Linked DNA regions of Homo sapiens: region 1 is linked to region 2. A link is an interaction called in ENCODE POLR2A ChIA-PET data of the cell type or tissue named here. Cell type or tissue: MCF 10A. All regions are shown on one strand. Links, peaks and the distances in the headings refer to the core of each region. The heading gives the core; the rest is flanking DNA. Region 1 overlaps ZNF644 (zinc finger protein 644). Region 2 overlaps TGFBR3 (transforming growth factor beta receptor 3).

Region 1 (2,925 bases), core at 180-2,679, 890 kb before region 2:
TTTGTTTAAGAAAACATATATATATATAAGGTAACCACGATTTTTGTTTTTACCAGTTTAAAAAATAGAAGAGCCCGTCATCTATAGAGGGCACTGCAGGAGACGTCAATATTTAGCACTTCATTATCTTGTGATACTTTTAAGTCATTCAATTTATAGGTGGCTCAGTTTGCAATCATAAATATCAAGAGAAAGTGACTTCCTAGTAATGAGATGTAGGAAATGCTGCCCCCAAAATATGGCACCTTGGCATTTGAGAAAACAGCAGAAGCAGGAAGGTCTCTCTTCTGACTTTCTCATTTTTTTCTCCCCTGAAGTAAGCCATAAAATCTAGGAAAGTCATTCTCTGACTTTCTCTCCCTTCTCTCCTAAAACTTTTATGGGATAGGTGTCCGTATAGATGTGTCACACAGAGATGCCAAGAAGAATCTGAACAAACAGGCTCTGCTAAGTCCACCCCAGTTTATCACCATTAGATCATACCCTTTTGTCCTCTAATCATACTCCTGCATGACTGTCCATCTCTACTAAAAATACAAAAATTAGCTGGGCAAGGTGGTGGGCGCCAGTAATCCCAGGCTGAGGCATGAGAATCATTTGAACTTGGGAGGCAGAGATTGCAGTGGGCCAAGATTGCGCCACTGCACTCCAGCCTGAGGGATACAGCAAGACTCTTGTCTCAAAAAAAAAAGAATTTGAGGGACATTAAGATTTCACGCTGATGATTCTCACATCTCGAGTTATAGATAGGTCTCATATCTAACTGCCACCTGACATTTCTACTCAGAAGTCCTGAGCTACTTAAAGCTTAATACATCTAAAATGTAGCTCTTGTTCTCTCCAAATGTTCTTCTTCACAGTTCCTATCTGTGAATAATACAGCACTACTGCCCAGCTAGAAACATGAGTCATACTTAACTCCTTTCTTATTCTCCTACTCCCACCTCCATTACAATTAACCACCAAAGCTGGTCTCTTTTGCTGTGTAAATCTCTCTCAAATCCAACCACATCTTTCTATCCCCACTTCTACCACTCTCAAGTCAGGCCAGCATGCTCCCCATACTAACTAGTCATCCTGAATCCAATCCAGCTTTCCCTGTGATCTGTTCTCCCCATTTTAATTAGGTTCATTTGCTAAAACAGATAGAATAAAGTCATTTCCTCACATTTAAACTCCTTCAATGGTTTATAAAAACCTCAATAAAATAGCCCAGCCTTACTCTCTCGTCTAATCTCTTGAGACTAGCCACTCCCCACATCCACACCCCACGGTGAGCTCTACATTCAAAACTTACATTTATTTCAGTTCCAGCAATCTTCCCTTTCTGTTACCTCTCATCCTTTGAACATGCTATTTCTTCTGCTAACAGTCCTTCCCCACATTTTTTATCCACATTAATCACCAACAGTTCCTCCAAGTTTCAGTTTAAGTGTCACTTCTGGGAGGCCTTGCCATATTTCCATCCAGTCATTAAATAGACATTTATTAAATGTCTATGAGTAAAGTATTAGCTATATTAAAGTACTGAATATATCTTAAGAAATAAAACAGACATGGCCCTTGCCTTCCAGGAACAGAGACTATCACAGTACTAATGATACTTGATTATAATTACATATTTAGTTATCTTTTCTCCTCAGACTAGTAAAGTGTGATCTAAAACCAACTTAATTACAATCACCAATTCATAAAACATCAGATGAATCAATAAAATATTAAACAAAAATTTACTGAGCCCACGGGCTTCAGCCTAGTTAGAAGACCCTAAAAGTTTCAAATATCTACTTTTTTTTTTTTTTTTTTTGAGACAGAGTCTCGCTCTGTCTCCCAGGCTGGAGCGCAATGGCGCGATCTCGGCTCACTGCAACCTCTGCCTCCTGGGTTCAAGTGATTCTCCTGCCTCAGCCTCCCAAGCAGCTGGGATTACAGGTGCCTGCCACCACACCCAAATAATGCTAATTTTTGCATTTTTAGTAGAGACAGAGTTTCACCACGTTGGCCAGGCTGGTCTTGAACTCCTGACCTCAGGCAATTCACCTGCCTCAGCCTCCCAAAGTGCTGGGATTACAGGTGTGAGCCACCACGCCTGGCCTCAAATATCTACTTTAATGGTCATCTCAAAAGAATAGTAAATCAGAGGTCAGAAGACTTAGGTTCCAATTCTGTTTCTGCAATTATCTACCTGACCTCAAGCCAGTCATTCATTATTTCTGAATCTCTTACCCTTAAGTGTAACATTAGAATAATCAAAATAATGATGAGTATGAAGGCTTTCACAGTATCATTTATTTCTTGGTGTATTCAAAAAAATTAAACTTGTTTAAACAGTTTGAAAAAATAGCACAAGGAAACAGTTCAAATAATAAATTCCTAAGCTGTGGTAAAATGTGAACTTCAGTACATTTAAGAAACTGCCAGTAACTCTGGCAATATGGACATCCAGTTAAATGAAACTGTTTTTACGAAATAATGTCTAGCAACTAAAATAAGAGCTTTAGTTCATGCCCCCTCTGCCCATATTTTCCCAAGGTCAAAATTCTATTCTTTTTTTCAACTCTAAATGATATCTTGCTCTATGAAGCCTTTCCTGACTTCTTCCTTAAAAACGTCCTCCTCAGGCCTACTACTACACTATACTACTCAGACTTGGCAGTATTGTGTTCATCACTTGTACTATAACTAGTTGCATGGTACTGGGAATTCTAATGACTAATGCATCCCTAACATATAGCACAGTGCCTAGAATATTAGATTTCAATAAAGGCTTACTGAATGCCTTGTTTTATTTAGCACTTTTATTTACAGTTTAGACCAATCATAGAAGGCTAAAGTATAGCCATGGCAAAATTCTTTGGTCTGAAGGAGCAGTTTTATGGTTTCCTGTTCACATATTGGAATGATATTTGCCGCTTAGCCTTTGTT
Region 2 (2,925 bases), core at 248-2,747:
TAAAAGTGCAAAGACCCTCCCTGATCTAAGCCCTGGAAAAGGCAGAATGGTGGCATTTCCGGGAGCCATCTCACACACCTGGGGGTTGTGGCCTTGTCATCCTCACTCAGGAAATATCACGCAACAGGAGTTGCCCATAGCTACCTTCAGAGACAAAGCCAATGTGGGCGCTTGTAGATAACAGTACAAAAAAAATTATTTTAAATGAGTTTTTAATTAAATGGTCTTAATTTATTGCATCAAGTGACAAAGAGAGATATTTAAAATGGCTCTTTGCAATTGTAACTTTACCTATGAGAACGGGGGAAATAGGGTGACTGCAGGACAGGGGTGGGAGGGAGCAGAAGCTTTTCACTGAATTCCCTTCTGGGTTTTGTATTAATACCATGTGCAAGTATTACCTATCCAGAAATAATAACAGTAAAGTTCCAATTTCAAAAAGAATTTCTTAGATATGTCTTGAAACTAAATTATTATATAGGCAGGAGGCCACTATGGTTCAATCTTGATATACGATAGTGATTAAAATCCTAGTATGAATAGCATACGGATTATGATAAAGATTAAAAATCTGCCTGGGTGTGAATCCACTCTGCCCCTTACCAAATGGTAATGTTAGGCAGCTTACTCTTCTTGAATGAACATATCCTGTGGTAGGAAATGTATGGTAGGCTGTTGTGAGGATTCAGTTAGTTAATATACATACACAATGCTTAGAACAGTCCCTAGCACGTAACAACCAACCAAATAAATGTTAGCTACAATTACTGTACTGTATCACTACTTGTCCATTCTCTTTGAGCTATTTATACCAATAAAGTGGAGAAATTAAGATATAGCTATTTATGTAATTCTTAGCTACTGTAAATCCAGTTCAATCTTTTGTTTACTGAAAAATAAACATTACAACAGTCAAAAGGAGATAAGCTAAAGAGTGGACTCACTAAAAGAACAAAATTACCAGTCAAGTTGAGGCATAAGTCATCAATGACACAACGGTCTTGTCTCAAAAGCTGACTAAATTATAGAGATAATTTGGGAGCCATTAAACTGACTTATTATCCCTCTAAGTCGAACATTTCTGTCACCATAATTCCACATCAACTCTGATCATATGGAAATCTTCTCCGTTAACTTAAAAATTCAACCACCACAAAGAGGATCTGTCTCTATTTTTTTCCCTTCGAAATATTAGATTCCCTAAATTAGTGAATTGGTTCACAAGAACTATAGTGCCTCCTGCCTATATAATAATTTTGATAAGGAAAAACCTCTCTGAAACAATATGCTATTTCAGCAAATGTTAAAGACAACTTTTATAAAGCAAATCCCTGTAAGGAGATCTCAGAAGAAGATGACTTCCCAGAGGATTTTATGAAGCACATAAACTGTAAGCGGCACGAGGCTTGTGGGAATATTTAATGAGCTTGCGTCACCCTGCCCACAGCTGCAGTGGGTCTGAGGGTCTGTGCTGCGTTAATCCAGGGGCTTAAGCCAGGTCTGAACAAACCTGTGGAAAAGAAAGGCAAATGGTTCCATTAAAAATATAGGCTGCAAATTGCTGACAAGAATATTGGGCAATTATTAAAATGCAGCAATTACAGATATAATAGAGCCAAGCTAAACAGTTTGATGCCCAAAGGCAAACCACAGCAAGTTTACACCGGATCTTAAAACATCTCTGAGGAAGTCCTGGACAAGTTGAAACTACACACTGCTGTTTGTAACAAAAAGGGAGCTTTTCTTCTTTTAGCTTAAAAGTCTCTCCATAATGTAACTGTTCAAAAAGAAAATAAACTGCAGAAGGTTTTTGTCTAATCTCCCCAGTGTGGTGAAAGATTCCCAAGGCAGAGGAGAAGCAAAAGGGAAGTGTGTCATTCTCATTCAGCTGAACTCCAGTTTTGGCCACAACTTGTACACCTCAGTGCCTTAACACCCGACTTAGGAATCAGTTCCCTGGAATGCTGGATGGACTGAAGGCTTCCGAAAAGTTGTAGCTTTGATAAAACTAACGAAATACAAACTCCTCTTTCTTCTGTGAGGTTCTACCACACTGACTGCAAACATCAGGGACTCCCAATCCTGACTTTTTGACCTCAAAGAATCTCTGGACTTTATGAACTAAATGCTTTCTTTAGAAATATGGGTTCTGGCTGGGCACAGTGGCTCATGCCTGTAATCCCAGCACTTTGGGAGGCCGAGCTGGGCAGAACACCTGAGGTCAGGAGTTCAAGACCAGCCTGGCCAACCTGGCGAAACTCCAGCTCAACCAAAAATACAAAAGTTAGCCAGGCGTGGTGGTACGTGCCTGTAATCCCAGCTACTCGGGAGGCTGAGGCAGGAGAATCACTTGAACCCAGGAGAGGGAAATTGCAATGAGCCGAGATTATGCCACTGCACTCCAGCCTGGACAACAGAGTGAGACTCCATCTCAAAAAAAAAAAAAAAAAGAAAAAAAGAAAGAAAGAAATATAGGTTCTGTCTATGGAGTAGCCATTCCTTTATTCCTTTACTTTCTTAATAAACTTGCTTTCACTTAAAAAAAAAAAAAAAGTAGAAATACCTAATGTAAATGATGAGTTAATGGTTTCAGCAAACCAACATGGCACATGTATACCTAATGTATACCTATGTAACAAACCTGCACATTGTGCACATGTACCCTAGAACTTAAAGTATTTATTTAAAAAAAAAGTAGAAATATAAATAGGGTACTCTGAGATCATGAAAGAGCAATTTGGAATAATAGTCATTTTCCCCACATTTCAAAGCAACATGTTCCATTTAAAAGGTAGGTGAACTTTGATGAACTGAAGAACACTTAGTATTCATCAATGAACATAAGAAAATTCTGAGAACTTGGCCGGGCGCGGTGGCTCACGCCTGTAATCCCAGCACTTTGGGAGGCCGAGGCGGGTGGATCAC

What was found. ChIA-PET counts read pairs that join two places held together with the same protein. Peaks named below come from ENCODE experiments on the same cell type or tissue, not always from the same donor. Only the 100,000 strongest peaks of a DNase experiment are listed, where the experiment ranks them.
Region 1: POLR2A ChIA-PET joins it to region 2 with 7 read pairs; 2 of 35 experiments call an interaction of 5 or more read pairs at or near these places.

What each region holds. Positions count from the first base shown.
Region 1 is chr1:90,973,649-90,976,573 of GRCh38, forward strand. The region is part of intron 2 of ZNF644 (zinc finger protein 644); the gene reads right to left. Among named protein-coding and RNA genes, the nearest start is that of ZNF644, 47 kb to the right of the region's middle. RefSeq lists an enhancer at 26-919. In MCF 10A, for the core only: no CTCF peak of the experiment used is centred there; no DNase peak of the experiment used is centred there.
Region 2 is chr1:91,862,770-91,865,694 of GRCh38, forward strand. The region is part of intron 1 of TGFBR3 (transforming growth factor beta receptor 3); the gene reads right to left. Among named protein-coding and RNA genes, the nearest start is that of TGFBR3, 22 kb to the right of the region's middle. In MCF 10A, for the core only: no CTCF peak of the experiment used is centred there; a DNase peak (open chromatin) is centred at 1,752.